Linked DNA regions of Homo sapiens: all the other regions are linked to region 1. Evidence: chromatin contacts called from ENCODE Hi-C or POLR2A ChIA-PET data. All regions are on one chromosome and are shown on one strand. Each heading gives the region's core, a stretch centred on a gene start or an enhancer-like site at or near the end of the contact. The rest is flanking DNA. Distances are from core to core; before and after follow the strand shown. Region 1 holds the start of MMGT1 (membrane magnesium transporter 1). Region 2 overlaps ARHGEF6 (Rac/Cdc42 guanine nucleotide exchange factor 6). Region 3 holds the start of SMIM10L2A (small integral membrane protein 10 like 2A).

Region 1 (4,911 bases), core at 1,680-4,179:
AAACGAGGCTAGTTTCTCTTGCATTCAGTATATGGGTAAAGAGGTAAAAAAAGAGTGAGAAATGCATCTTAAGAGGGCAATAGAGAAAACAAAACTCAATATCTGGACATGGGTGATCTCCCTGAAGACTAGGATAATGCATTGGTGGTTTATACAAATACCAGATTCATTATTGAATTTCTTTTTTCCTATAACTTCATCTTTTTAAAGGAAAAGAACCAGATCTCAGGTCCTATAAGAAAACTCCTAATCATTTTCTGCTTCAGATAAATTGATATTAAAAGGGTTTTTTTCTTTTTTCTTTTTTTTTTTTGGAAATGGAGTTTCACTCTTGTTGCCCAGGCTGGAGTGCAATGGCGTGATCTCGGCTCACTGCAACCTCCGCCTCCTGGGTTCAAGCGATTCTCCTGCCTCAGCCTCCTGAGTAGCTGGAATTACAGGGGCCCACCACCACGCCCGGCAAATTTTTTGTATTTTTAGTAGAGATGGGGTTTCACCATGTTGGCCAGGCTGGTCTGGAAGAAGGGGTAATTTTACAGGGGATCTGAAAAGGCTAATTTCAATCTGACCATTATTTTAGACAAAACAAAGTTGTAAGATTTTTTTGGTCAACTATCTTTTCTACCTTATTACCTCCCAGGGGCGGAGAAGGAAGCACTTTCCTGTCAACTACAGAGAGATTATCTCCTGGTTCTTCCTGATTGTATAAATAGAACTACATTTGTAAGGAATGCATTATACTGCACTTGACATCCATCAAGTATTGTGTAAAATTCTGGCTTAGAGGTGAAGAAATTGGAAAGGGCCCAGAAAAGAATAATGAACATGACTAAAGGTTTGGAAAATGAGATCCAGGACAAAAATTATATAAGTAAAGTTGAGGAAATATGATTAATTTTAGATGTCTTCTTCTACTTTTTTTTTTTTTTTTTTTTGGTTAGAGAAAGGGTCTCGCTCTGTCACTCAGCCTGTAGTGCAGTGGCATAATCATGGCTCACTGTAGCCTTGAACTCCTGGGATCAAGCAATCCTCCTTCTTTAGCTTCCCAAGTAGCTAGGACTACAAGCATGTGCTACTATGCCCAGCTAATGAGATGTCTTATTTGTTTTTCCAGCTTTGAGGAAGCTCAAGCATATCAGAAAATGTTTACAATCAAAAGGTTGTCAAAATGTGAGAGTACATGCAAGTCCATGGGGATTTTTGAGCCCAATTCAAAAGATTGGAAGGACTCTCTGTAGAGATCCTTTCAAATAGGGATACTGTCCCAATTATTTTCCGGAATTCATTTGTCATTCAACAAGCACTTATTGAATGCTTATCACATGACAGTCAAAGTTTTAGGTACAGAGAAATCTCTGTTCTCTCAGAGCTTACATTCCAGTGGGGAAAGACAGACAGTAAACAGTAACACAACAAACATAAATAGTTAAATTATATAGTATGTTAGAAGGTGATATAAAAAGTAGAACAGAATAAGGGGATCAGGAATAGGAATTTTGCACATTTAAAAGGGGTGGTCAGGATAGGACGCATCTTTGAGCAAAAGCAAATTGATGCAACTAAAACGTAGAATTCTGATTGGGTTAAAGGAAAAGAATGGTGATCATACTTTGCATTTACCTTGTGATATGCAGTTTACAAAGCTTTGCCACTCAGTCAGGGGTCACTGGAGGAACTGGTGCAGAATTTGGAAAAAAAGGATGAATTCCATTTTAGCCATATTACGTTTTAAGTGCCACAGGAAATAAATGCCTATCTGGTAGTCAGAAATGCAGCCCTGGAGCTAAGGAGAGATATTTGTGATAGAGATGTCGATTTGGAATCACTGTAATACCTTTGCTGGCTGAAGCGGTGGGAATGAATGGGTGAGCTCCCCAGGGGACAGCAGAGTGATGAGGTCAAGGGGAGAAGCTCACTATTAAATGTCTACATTTCAGGAGATGAAGACAAAGAAAAATGGGCAGAGGAGTATACATTTTACCCGGATCAGAGATAGAGACAAGGCAAGAAGGCTGCGTTATTAGCATTTTAAAATTTCCTCTTTCATTTCTTCCTTAATGTAAGCTGGTTCTTTTCACGACAAAACACTCCCCCCGCGCTACACCTCTTTTTGCGCGAATCTTTCTCCAGGACCTTAAAATGGTTTACTGAGCACTTCCCGCGAGCCAAGTATTTGGGGTTCCAGATCCTGGGATTTTGTCCTGACACTGCCTCCTCGTTTTAACACCCTTGCCTCCTTCTGCAGTGCCAGTTTCCAGGGAGCTGAAGCACAGGAAAGGCCTACAGAAAACAAAAGGCACAGTTTCACAAAAAGCCAAAACCAACCAACCCACAAAACACAACTGTCAGGGGTCTATATCCAGCACCTACCGCCTTTCCCCAACGCCCCCAGCCCCGCCCCTCGGCCCCACCTCCTCCCGCCCCTCGGCCCCACCTCCTCCCCGCCCCCTCGGTCCCACTCCTCCGCGCCCCCTCGGTCCCACCTCCTCCCCGCCCCTCGGTCCCACCTCCTCCCCGCCCCCTCGGCCCTCACCCACTCTCCGTCCCCTCCGCCCCGCCCCCTACGCCCCACCCATCCTCCCGTAGGCCCCGCCCTCGGCCCCACCTCCTCCCCGCCCCTCGGCCCCACCTCCTCCCCGCCCCTCGGCCCCACCTCCTCCCCGCCCCTCGGCCCCACCCATCCTCCCCGCAGGCCCCGCCACTCGACCGCACCCACCAGGGCCCCCCCCCCCCGGCTACGCCCACCCACCCACCCACTGGCCCCGCCCCTCGGCTACACCCACCCTCGTGCGGGCCCCGCGCGTCTTCCCCACCCCGCCCGTCTGCCTACCCCGCCCCTCGCCCCCACACGTTCTCTACGCAGGCCCCCGTCCCTCTGCCCCACCCTGTTCTCGCCACTGGCCCTGCCCCCATTTGCCGGCGCCCTTCCTCTTCGCTTCCCCGTAGCTCCCGCTTTCGCCTCTTCGTTTATGACTCCGTTGGGCTCCGGCCCTCCTAGAGAGGCCTCCATAGCGCAGGTTCGTGGGTTCTCGCGGACCTTTTTCCGTGTAGCTTTCTGCTTCTTCCCGGCATTCCTGTTTCCGTTTTCTCACAGCCCTCTGGCTTTTCCACCACTGAGACACTTTGCGCTCAGGACTTCAGTGACGTCATCTTTCTGCGGCGCGCGGACACCCGCCGGTGGAAGAAGAAACAGCTCCGCCGTCCTTCGCTTCTTTTGCTGGGCTGCTGCTCCTTCGGCATCATGGCGCCGTCGCTGTGGAAGGGGCTGGTGGGCATCGGTCTCTTTGCCCTAGCCCACGCCGCCTTTTCCGCTGCGCAGCGTAAGTGCCTGGGGCACGGGGACCGCTTCGGTGTGGAACCCTAGGGGCGGTGTGTGGGCGCACTTCTAAGGGACCATCGGACCGAGTGTCAGATTAATGGTCCTTTGAGACCTTACAGTTTGGGGTGACTAAGAAAATCAGTGCAGGAGTTCCCAGTGGAAGGTTCGGAGTTTGAATTTGGAGAGAGTGTGGCACCTGAAATTGCAGGAAGGTTGGAAGGAGGTGTCTGGGAGAGGGTTCAGAATAGGAGTCTCCAGGAATCCAGGACAAGTGATGTCAGATCCAGCATGGGGCAGATCAGGCACAGTTGTGAGATTGAGGACTCTGGTTGCTCATGGTCCCACGACAACCAAGTGGACAACATCTTGGGCACTCTTGGGCTGTCCAGGCAGAGACTGAGTAGTTAAGTGACCGATTGCCTCAGGGAGGCACTGTGGTACAGGAGAAAGAGCACTGGACTGGGAGTCTAAAGGACTGGTTGTTAAAAACTTGCATTACCGCTACATCTGTGTGACGTTGGGCAAAAGATTTGTGCTACACTGCGTTATGAAATTCAGTTTTGGGTCGCTGTTTGAAATTGCGCTGTGTTTAGGTGCTAGAGATACAGTGATGCCCTGAGCCAGTTCAAAGTCTAAAGGAAAACAAGTGGATCAAGAAGTAGTTACAATAAAGTGATATGCTAAAAGTATATAAGGATGCATGGAAGCAGGGACAGTCATATTTTGGGGGAACTGGGAGGTTAAGGAAAGTATCCTAGATCCTTGCTGCTTACAGTGTGATCAACAGACCAGCATCATGAGCACCACCTGGCAGGTAATTAGAAGATACTCAGGCCAGACCTGTTCAATCAGAATCTGGGTTTTAATAAGATCCCAGGGTGATTTGTATGCGCATTAGTTTGAGAAACACTGTCCTGGAAGAGATTAGGATACACTGGAGTACTGTGTCATTTTCTACAGTAAGCTTTAACTGTAGAATTATATGATTGTGGGGCGAGAAGGGCCTTTGGAGTTCACTGAAGTCCAACCCCTTCATTTTACAGATGAGGAAATTCCTGGTTAAAGGTAGTGTTAGAAGCAGGCGAGGCTTCATGCAAACTAGCAAGCTAGCTAGGAATTGAACCAGATAGGAGATTAGTCAAAATCGATTTTTGGTGTTGGTTTGATGTTTCTTTTACACTTGTCTTTATGACAGAGCTGTAGGTTAAAACTTAAGAAATGTCTCTAAACACATTCTTCTTCAAGAGTCAATACACATGCACTCAAAAACAGTTTGAATTATTTAGTCCAAAGTACGTTATTAAATAGGGATTGTCCTAGGTTCATCTAGAATTAAGATTTTTGTATTTTATGTTTTGGGTGATGAGAATGCCTTGTGGATTTGCCACTGCAGTGAGACCTCTTTATATATAATGCTCATGTTAGGGAGAGAGTAATATGTAACTTTAAGACTAAGTGTGTCATGTCAGACTGTAGCAGCAGATAGCACAATGTGGTGCTGTGGCATGCTCATCTTTGCTGTAATGAACTTTGTTACAGTAGGGCACCAGTCATTTACTGTATCTTGTTTAATCCTCACCTCACATTATTCT
Region 2 (4,911 bases), core at 895-3,394, 720 kb before region 1:
TTTTAGGACAATTTTGTTCTTTTGTTGCCCTAGTAAAATTATCTTTTCTGAAGAACCAGTGTTTTAATCCAAGATAGTGATCTCATGTTGTACTGAAATAAATTTAAATTGTTTTATGATGTTTAGCAAGCCTAGAAGTTAGAATGCTGCATGGAAGGTAATAATAAGGTACACATTAGCATTTGCTTTTAATTGCTTTCACTCTTGCATCAATTAGAGTAAAATGTTGAGGATGCGGGCAGTCATTTAGTCACTGAAAGAAAAAATAAAACTTGTTTACTAAATTGAAAAGAAATTAGGAAAATGATTTTCTCCAAATTACATTTCTACTCAAATGCACTCCAAACCCGAGTTATTTCCCTAATTATATTTTATATGCAATGAATTTTTAAACCTCTTTATGCACTTTATGCTCTTGGTTGGCAATTGAACATCAATTGAATTTCCATTAAGTTGGAAACCACAGGTACTGGTAGTTTTTAAAGATGTGATTTTAGCAAGGTATTTGTCTTGGGATAATAATAATAATAATGCATCCACTGACTACTTTAAAGTTTACAAAATCCTGTCCTGCAGAGAGCCAGTATGGCATCCTAAAAAGACCTGAGGCTTTGGCTTCAGACCTGAGTATGAATCCCACTGTAGCCACTTACTATCACCCTTCCTCTCAGTTTTCTCATCTGTAAAATGGGGAGAACACCTATGTTGAAATGTTGTTGTCATTAAACAAGAATGAATGCATGTACAATTCTTAGCATGAAATAGTAGCATTAAAACCCCCAATATTTAATCTTTGCAATTTTATTAGGAAGTAGGTTTTATCTCTCTTATAAGCATGAGTCAGTTGAGGCTCAGGCAACTCATCCAGGGTTGCCAACTCTCTTTTATGACTCCAAGTCTAGGACATTTCCCTCCCTTTGGCTACTTCTGGAACAAGACTACGAAAACTGATAAAAGGATTAGCAGCAGGCTGGGTGCGGTGGTTCATGCCTGTAGTCCCAGCACTTTGGGAGGCCGAGGTGGGAGGATTGCTTGAGCCCAGGAGTTCGACACCAGCCTGGGCAAAATGGCAAAACCCTGTCTCTATAATTTTGTAAAAGTTTTATAAAAGGATTAGCAGCAATTGCTAGATATGACCTCTCATATGTGATCTAGACTCCATTAAGGCAGCCATTCCCAGCCCAACATATGTGCCATACTGCATGACTCAAGGCTGCTGTTGCATTAGCTGAAACTCCATCTTTTCTCTCCTGCTCAGAAAAGCCCACGAAGGGAGAGTGTGGGTGGGGATTGCAGGGATAACCTGCAATCCGCTCTGTTTCCAGCCTCCTAGTACTTTATTACTGATAGCAAGTTTTTTGAACACACTTCACACCTTATAGCAGCACACCACAGTTGGGAACCATGGCATAAGACGTGTTCTAGGGAGAATAAGTAGGTCACTTTGCACTAGGGGTTTCCTGCTGGGGAGTAGTGAGAAAGATGGTGGAGCCAGTAGGAGTTTAAAAAGTTAAGACTTGATCTTGTAGGCACTCAGCCTCTTGGGTAGGAAAGCAGTGAGGCTAAAATGGTAGTCTGTAGGACCTGGAAAAAGCCTGGAAGCCAGGAAAACAGTTGGTCTATTGAAGTGAGCCAGATGGAATGAGCTGAAATCCTGAACTAAGGCAGTGGCAGCAGGAATGGAAAGGAATGAACAGATCCAAGAAGATTTGTGACTGACTGGATATGCATGGCCAACCAAAGAGGTAAAAGGGCCATGTAATAAAGCAGAAGTTTCAACATAAGCTGTCACTTAGGCAGTAGGTTTCCTCCTCTAAGTATATTTTGCTTAAATATGTATCAAAATGATCTTGCAGCCCCAGGACTCAATATCCCTGTTGGTGGAAAGTAAACAGTTTGGAACGGTGCTAAACAGCAGAAAAAGCACTGGCTTAGAATTAGACATTTACAGCACACAGTTCATAAAATATTAATATATTTTTTCACCAAGTTACTGCCTTATGGAAGTGTTTGGTTAACCTGCTTCACTGGTTTTTGATATTGGGCTAAGTGACTTTGTGGTTAGTCATACAAACATGCTGGTATCTAAATGCAGGAAGTGATTCTAGAACATTACAAGTGGGTGATACAACCTTGTGGATTGTTATCTTTAGGCACCTGACCAGCCAATAACTAGGACGTTTGAAGTGATTAAGAAAATCTATTTTTTAAATTATACTTTAAGTTCTGGGTCATCTGATACACTGTATATCTCACGCCCATGAATGTAGGCTCCTTAAGGGTGGGGATTTTTTTTTTTTGTTCACTGCTGTAGCCCCATCAGAGAACAGAGCCTGTCACTTAGTAGATGCTCAATCAGTAATTGTTGAATGTGTGACACCAGGGATCATGAGTGTCTGGCTCACCAAAGGAGCCCTGGTGCTGATTTTACAGAAGGAGCTTAATAAAACCTGATTTAGTTGAGCCAAAACAAATTGAACAGCATTTGGACTAGTAAAACACATTTTTATTTGGCTTTATATTGTGTGAAATACAGTAAAATAATTTTAGGTTGATAATTCTTTACATGAGATATTCAACAGTAACAAAATTATATTTGTTCTTTTGCTAGTGATGAGTTGGAACAATTCATGGAAAATCAAGGTGCATCGAGCCCAGGTATCCTCATTTTAACAACAAACCTCAGCAAACCATTCATGCGACTGGAGAAATATGTTACTCTCTTGCAAGAGTTAGAACGGCATATGGAGGTAAGGGAAGGTGAACTTTTTCAAGCTCGTGTGCCAAGTATGGTCCTGTGCTCTGGAGGACGCAGCCAATTTGCCTCCAAAATGGCCTTGCAGAGGAATCAAGGTCTTGGATTCAAAATTTACTTTATCTGTTCTTCCCTCTTCTCAGGCTTCTAGTTTTCCTTTTTATGCAGCAAAATAAGATCCTTACTCTTTGCTACTAGATATTAATGATCATTCTCCCTTTTCGCTCTTCTCTTCCAAGCCTTGGTCCTGTGGCTTCCCTTAAGTCTATGCTTACTTGCTAACTTGAGTTTTCTTTTGCCCTCTCAGTAGTTTGGTCAAAATCCAACTAAGAAATCTTCTTTGTTTCTGGTATATTAACCAACTTTATTGTGGGAGATAGAGCAAAACAACATCAGAATGTACAAAGAACAAGTTCACTATAGACAGGAATATTTATCTCTAGAATTCTGCCATCATTCAACTTCCTGACTCTGGATAACAGTGGAAGATTCTGGTATTCCTTAAAGACTAATGGATGGATACAATATTAGTGGTATCTCTCTACACATCATGCATGTACATCAGAGTCCCCCCACATTTTTATTTATAAGCCTACAGTTTACTTGCAACTGTTGTAGCATAGCTATAATCTTTTCTAAATTCTAAGATTTTGCAATGAGGCCTGATAATTGAATATTTTTTCACCAAGAACCAAAGGCCTCATGTTATGAAAAACCAATCAGCAGAGCTAGCTCCTTGAGCCATTCTTTTGTGATTGTTCATGGGGGATTTAAGTGTGGGTGGGAGAGGAGGGCCTGCTGGAGGAGGCTGCATTTACCCTAGTTGCTCTTCCTGTGTCTGGGGAAAGGTTTTGAGGTTTCAAGGGGTTTGATTATCTTTAAAGAAAAAGAGTGCACCCGCACTCTGCCGGGCTTGTCAGCATTTGTAAGGATTGAAAGAATGTTCTCTGAGCGAAACCACATTCTCAGGGTATTTGACCTGCCTGAAAGCCGGAGGCAGTGGGGAGCTGGTGAGCAAAGCCTGTCAGTGTGAAATTTCAGTTAGGGCTCAGGAAGGTGTTGACCTCTGGATGCCTTTCCATAAGCTAAACCAGTTTGCTGAACCGTTTGAGGTTTGCCCCTCCTTGCTTATCACAAAAATCCAGAAACGAGTGGCCTCAGTTTCTATTACTTTTCAGTGTTGAAATGCAAATATGCACTTATTTTGGGGAGAAACAAATCCCAGATGCTCCTGCTGCCTGGATCCTATATCTCAGTCTTTCTTGTAGTGGAGCCTGTTCTCCTCCTGCTTCCATTTGCTGTGGGTCACATGTCTTTGGCTGCCTCTCATTTCCCATCATCAGAAAATACAAGCCTTTAGAACTAGTTCACCACTGGGTGAGACACTTTGTGCAGATTTCAGAGCATTTGGCATGGCTGCTAACAGTAGAATAAAGCCTGAACTTCTTGTTTGTCAGTTGATTTGGATAAGGATAAATTTTACTGTAAAGGAATACAACCTTACTTTTTATGAGCAATGTCATTCTTGGCTTGGGTCAGGCCCCTAATCTGTTCAGCTCTGTATTTTATCACCCGAGACTAGTGGGGCAGGAGATTTAGTCTTCCCTTACTCCAGCTGAGTTCCAAAGGACATATCCCCTATGCCCCAATGTTAGGTGCACATCTACCCATAAGAATCTGTGTCTTCCCTTCATAAACAGTTATGGAATTATGGATTCCTCTAAGCCGTTTTTGAATCTGTCCACTTTCGGAATTGCAAGTACCACAGGATTGCAGGCCATGTGTAAGAGCCTTGCTTAAGAAGGAAAATATGGTATGAAACTTGGAATCTTTTCCCATCTGCCATGTTCACACTGCTGAAAGAAAATGGAGGCATTTTAGGAAATGGAATTAGATTGATTTTTCTCTTGAGTTTTTGTTGTTGTTGTTTGTTTGTTTGTTTGTTTTGAGACAGGGTCTCACTCTATCACCCAGGCTGGAGTATAGTGGCACAATCACAGCTCATCACAGTCTCGACCTCTGGGCTCAGCTGATCCTCTCAGCTCAGCCTCCCAAGTAGCTGGGACTATAGGCATGCACCACCATGCCCGGCTGATAGATTGATTTTTCTCTAACCACGACTCTTGTTTCCACCATTCCCTACCTCCTGTCATCTA
Region 3 (4,911 bases), core at 1,452-3,951, 550 kb after region 1:
CCAGTGCAAGAGATGCGGAAATGGGGATAGATGGTAAGGGCGAGGGTCCCTTCCCGGCTCCCCTCTGGGCTGCTCCTGAGCATTGTACACCAGTTAGCAGCACACCAGGGGGCCCCCAGGAGCAATCCAAGCCGTGAGGATGAGATTCTCCTGTGTGATCCTGGGGATGGGGGGTCGAGCTTGAGGAGAGAGAATTGGGGTCATGCCATGGGTCTCAGCCCCAGCCCACCCCAGGTTTATCCCTTCACCCTCCTGGTTATGTCGTGTCTCCAGGAGCCACAACACCAAGATCACCCCCACTTGCCCACCAAACTGGGAGGCTTGTGCCACTTCACTGCTGAGGAGCCCTTGGTGAAGCTCCAGGTGGGGTGAGAGGCTAGGATGTGGGGGACAGCTTGGCTCCCCAGGGGTCCTGGGGCTCATCTCTCCTGTCTCCCATCTCAGCTGTCCGTCCTCCTGATCTTCCCTGTGACTTTCCGTACTGCTCCAAGGAAAGCGACATTCCTAGATTCCCTACCCCTGGGCCCCTCTCTCCCTTGGTGCCCCAGGAGCCCTATGCTCCCCTCTCCACTTCCCCCTCCCTCCTCCCACCATGCCAGGTCTTGAAGAAGACTGGGGAGGGGTGTGGGGGCCTGCAGGCCCAGGGGCACACGCAGTTCCTCCTCCTCCTATCTGCATGTCAAGGGCAAATCCACCCCTCCCTGAAGCCTCAGTTTCCTCTGTCATTAGGAGGGGGAAATACACCTCTCTCACAGTGCTGCTAGCAGATTTCAGTTCCCAGGGAACTCAGACCTTCCTTCCCAAGCCAGGACTCGATCACTGGGCACCCCCACCCCTGTGAGCCTTTGTCCATGCTGTGCCTCTACTAGGAAGGCCCTTCTTCTCCTCTTGTTCAGGCCCTTCACGCTGCCTCTGCCCAGGCAAGTTCCAGGGCCAGAGGTGCCCCTGGGCAGGGATGTGACTCTTGGCAAGGCCAGAGAAGGGGCGGGTCACCGCCTACAAATGCCAATGCCTGAAAGAGAAAGAAAGAGATGGGGACCTCAGTTGCCTGGCCACCAGACACGTCCTTGCTTCCCCCGGGAATGGCCTCCTCTGCAAGCCCCTCCTCCATCTGCTCTGCCCACCCCAGGCTGAGAGCTGCTGTGTGCTCAGGCAGGTCTCCTTTTCCCAGATCACTTCAGTACACAGTAGGCTTCTAGAGGCCGTCTGGGGCTGGAGGATGGGACTCTGGCCCTGGGAGGGCCTTGCTAGCTAGGGGCCTTAGGGAGCATGGGCTGACATGGCAGAAGAGCAAGACTAGGGGAGGGGACGGTAGGAATGCGTCTCTCCCACTCTTCCCTGTCTCCAAATGCAGAGCTTGGGGGGTGCCCTCATGTAGGGGTAGGGGAACATAAGGGACAGCAGGAGCAGGCAGAGACCAGTCCTCTGGCCCCAAAGACAGGGCAGGAGGCAGTTTTGCCAAGGGCTGTGCAGGAGCTGCAGAGAGACCCAGGGCTGAGGGCTGAGAACAGATATGGGGCTCAACCTAGAAGAGAACCGTCCTCCCTATGCCCACCGACTGGTGGGGAAGAGAAGGGTGGGGGCATCGTTGCTCCTCTAGGGCCTTCCGGGGCCGCCCCCAGCCCATTACCCTCCATTCCTCAGGGTTCAGGGGACACCCTGGGGGCCTCTGCAGAAAGGGAGGCAGGCACTGGGGCGTGGGCGGGAGGGGGCCGCCCCTCACCCTATCCTGCAATCATGACTGGGGAGGAGGGGAGAGCCTGCGGCTGCCTTTCCTTTCCCCACCTGGGCTCCACAGCTCTTCTGGCTGGTTTGCCCCGGTGCCTTCCATACTTCCCCCTGACCGCCAACACGCCCTGACATCTGAAGGGCAGAGCCACCGCCCCTCTCCCATTCCAACCTGTCGCCTCCTACCTTTCTGCTCCGGGCCTGGAAAGTCAAGTCGCCGCAGCAGAATTCCCTCCTTCTGGTTTCCCCCTCTTTGGCCAATATGAGGCAACAGGTCGGCCGAGCCCAGGTAGTTTCTGGAGCCCGATGGCAGGGGCCCATTCAGTGCGTTTCTGCGCGATCCAGGGCCCCCGGGCTGAGACCGCAGCCGGGGCCAGGGCTGGGCCGTCGTGCCCTGGCGGCGTAGGTCTAGAGTCCAGGGGTCCGAGCCGCCCCGCCTCCGCCCCCCGCCGCGGCCCAGCTTTCCTTCATGCCGGCGACCCGGCCGGGGGCGGGCGGGGACACGGGCGCCCCTTCAGCCGGGCCTTCGCCGCCGCCGCCGCCGGCGCTCACTCGATCCGCACCTGCAGGCGGACGTTAAGCATCACCGAGGCCACGATGTAGAAGTAGGGGAAGTTCATGCGCAGCCGCCAGGCCAGGTCGAAGAAGGTGAGCAGCGTGCGCGTGAGCCCCTTGCAGAAGGCGCCGTACGAGCCTCGGGCCGCAGCTGAGCGCGACAGCCGCACCGCCAGGCCAGACAGGGCCGCCGCAGCCGCCGCTGCAGACAGAGCCGCCGACGCCGCCATGGGCCCGGGCCCCGCGCAGGCCCCGCCGACCGACTGACCCGCTCGAGCGCGAGCCTCAGGGCGGTGGGACCCGAGCACTAGTGCACCCAGCGGGTCGCCCAGAGCCGCGGCCGCCCCGCCCCCGTGTTCCCAAGGCCGAGCGGGGCTCAGGCGGCCGCTGCCTCGGCCCCACCTCCACGATCCCGCACACGCCGCCCCCTCCACACCTCCTCACTGCGGGGGGCCACCCCCCCGAACCCCCACCCCGAACCCCCCCAGGCCAGCATAGGTCCGCCGCTGGCTTAGCCACGCCCCCAACCGGGAGCCGCAGAGAGGCCGTCAGCGCTGCGACCCCGCCTGCTCGACGTGCCCCGCAGGCTCAGCTCCGCCCACTGCCCCGTCCCGCCCACACAGCCCCGCCTCTTTCCGGGCGCCTCCGGAGGCTGGAGTGGATTGAAGGGCGGAGCTGCCAGGGATCGCTTTGAGACCATTTCCCAGGGTGGAGCGGCAGTGGAGGAGGACAATCTGGGCCGCTACGCTGATTCTGTATAGAAAGCACGTGCAGAAGCCTCTGCCTGTTCATATCACCTCCCTTCTCCCACGGTCTCCCCTGAAAACTGGCCAGCCAAGCCATTATATCTTTCTTTAATTCGCATGGTGCAGTAACTGCGCTACAGAGTGCCATCAAGCCCACATGCGTGCATTTTTCCCTTTCTGGTATATTTGCTGGTCACGTATATCTCTTTATTGGCGAATTTCCCCATTGTCCTTCCCTTTCTAAGCACTCTTCTTAATCCATTGTTTGCCATGGTGGTTGCACAAGGTCGTCTTGGGTTTTCATTTGCTCTTGTTTATGGCCTTTTTGTTTGTTTGTTGCCAGTGTGCTTAAAAGCCCTTTCGTGGTTTCATTCAATCTTTATTAAACGTAAACCAGTCAAAACCCAGTAGCGTTTTTTCAGACTGTTTTAATGATGTGGGGAAATGCTCTCACTTCGTTATGGTCATGACTTTTGAAAAACTGTCGGCAAGAAAGAAGTAGGTTCACCCAACCCCATCCCAGTTTTCACAACAAAGGTTGACGTGGGTATTTAAGAACTCTCAAAATACCTGTTCACCGTCACGCCTGATCATCTCTATGGTATCCCACGTAACTGAGGAACGCAGCGGATCCATTTACACTGATTGAGCAATTGTCCTACCTACATGATCAAGAAAAAAAAAATCCAGTTCCAGAATCACTGGATTCTGGTTATTGTGTGGACATCACGATTTTATCAACAACGCAACACATCCATGCATGGGTATACATGCATCAAAAAAAAAAATGCCAGGGCAGGAGGCTGGGCGTGGTTTTTCTTTTCTTTCTTTTTCTCTTTTCTATTCTTTTTTTTCTTTTTTTTTCTTTTCTTTTTTTTTTTTTTTGAGACTAAGTCTCACTCTGTCTTCCACGCTGATGATCTCAGCTCACTGCTGTCTCTGCCTCCCAGGTTCAAGCGATTCTCTTGCCTCAGCCTCCTAAGTAGCTGGGACTACAGGCACGCGACACCACGCCTGGCTAATTTTTGTATTTTTAGTATTTTTAATAGAGATAGGGTTCACCATGTTGGCCAAGCTGATCTGGAACTCCTGATCTCAGGTTATCCGCTTACCTCGGCCTCCCAAATTGCTGGGATTATAGGCGTGCAATCTCGGCATTTTGGGAAGCCAAGATGGGAGGATCACTTAAGGCTGGGCCTGTTTACCAAGGTCCTCGTCTCTACAAAAAAAAATAAAATATATTAGTGGGGTGTGGTAGCATATGCCTGTAGTCCCAGCTACACAGGAGGCTGAAGTGGGAGGATCGCTTGAGCCCAGGAGTTCAATGTTACTGTAAGCTATGATCCTGCCACTGTACGATGGAGTGAGACTGCCTCTACTACAAAAAAGAAAAAGCCAGGGCAGATATATCAAATTGCTCTATATTGTTCTGGTTAAGACAATAGGGAGACTTAAACTTTTTACTTCGCTCTATATGTCTGTATGTCCAAATGTATGTCTGTACATATTCCTTGTATAATACAATGAAAAAAATTAGTAATATTTGAAAAAGAAAGGGCCATAGAAATATAGACTTAAGGCACATAGAAACCCATTGTTCCAGACTGGCTAGAACCCCATTCATTTGCAGACCCTGTTGCTTCCAGCCATTTCTGAAACCTCTCCTTGGCCTCATCTCATTTATTTTTTAACATTTTGTTTGTAAATAATTATAGACTCACAGGAAATTTCAAAAATAGTACCAAAAAAGACCTTGTGCCTTTTATCCAGCTTCCCTCAACAGTAACATTTTTTGTTGATGTAATATAACATCAAAATCAAGAATTGAAATTGATACATTACTGTTTACCAGACTGCAGGCCTGATTTCACTTGGAATATTT

The links. A loop is a pair of places that touch in the nucleus more often than their neighbours do. ChIA-PET counts read pairs that join two places held with the same protein, here RNA polymerase II (POLR2A). Pooled maps may share reads with other maps.
Region 2: a loop to region 1 is called in a pooled map, with 3 times the contacts of the local background. The contact joins the enhancer-like site here to the promoter of MMGT1 in region 1. A Hi-C loop is called at or near these places in 6 of 50 pooled maps.
Region 3: a map of B cell shows a loop between it and region 1 (12-fold over the local background). The contact joins the promoter of SMIM10L2A here to the promoter of MMGT1 in region 1. A Hi-C loop is called at or near these places in 4 of 168 maps with a recorded cell type or tissue (B cell, CD4-positive, alpha-beta T cell, CD8-positive, alpha-beta T cell and 1 more), 2 of 37 single-sample maps with no recorded cell type and 14 of 50 pooled maps. POLR2A ChIA-PET finds 5 or more read pairs at or near these places in 1 of 52 experiments (A549).

Annotation. Positions count from the first base shown.
Region 1 is chrX:135,972,006-135,976,916 of GRCh38, reverse strand. It overlaps MMGT1 (membrane magnesium transporter 1), which reads left to right and starts at 2,929. Exons shown (of 4, transcript NM_173470.3): 1 at 2,929-3,320. The coding sequence starts at 3,242. It also overlaps a transcript of SLC9A6 not described here. RefSeq lists a silencer at 2,731-2,840 and an enhancer at 2,851-3,380.
Region 2 is chrX:136,688,449-136,693,359 of GRCh38, reverse strand. It overlaps ARHGEF6 (Rac/Cdc42 guanine nucleotide exchange factor 6), which reads left to right. Exons shown (of 22, transcript NM_004840.3): 10 at 2,612-2,750. Among named protein-coding and RNA genes, the nearest start is that of CD40LG, 43 kb to the right of the region's middle. Within about 2 kb of position 2,144, at least 6 of the 41 ENCODE cell types and tissues checked have a DNase peak (open chromatin) inside an H3K27ac peak, as active enhancers do.
Region 3 is chrX:135,419,734-135,424,644 of GRCh38, reverse strand. SMIM10L2A (small integral membrane protein 10 like 2A) reads right to left here and starts at 2,701. Exons shown (of 2, transcript NM_203306.3): 1 at 1,915-2,701; 2 at 1-1,012. The coding sequence starts at 2,513. The coding sequence ends at 2,277. RefSeq lists a silencer at 2,411-2,640.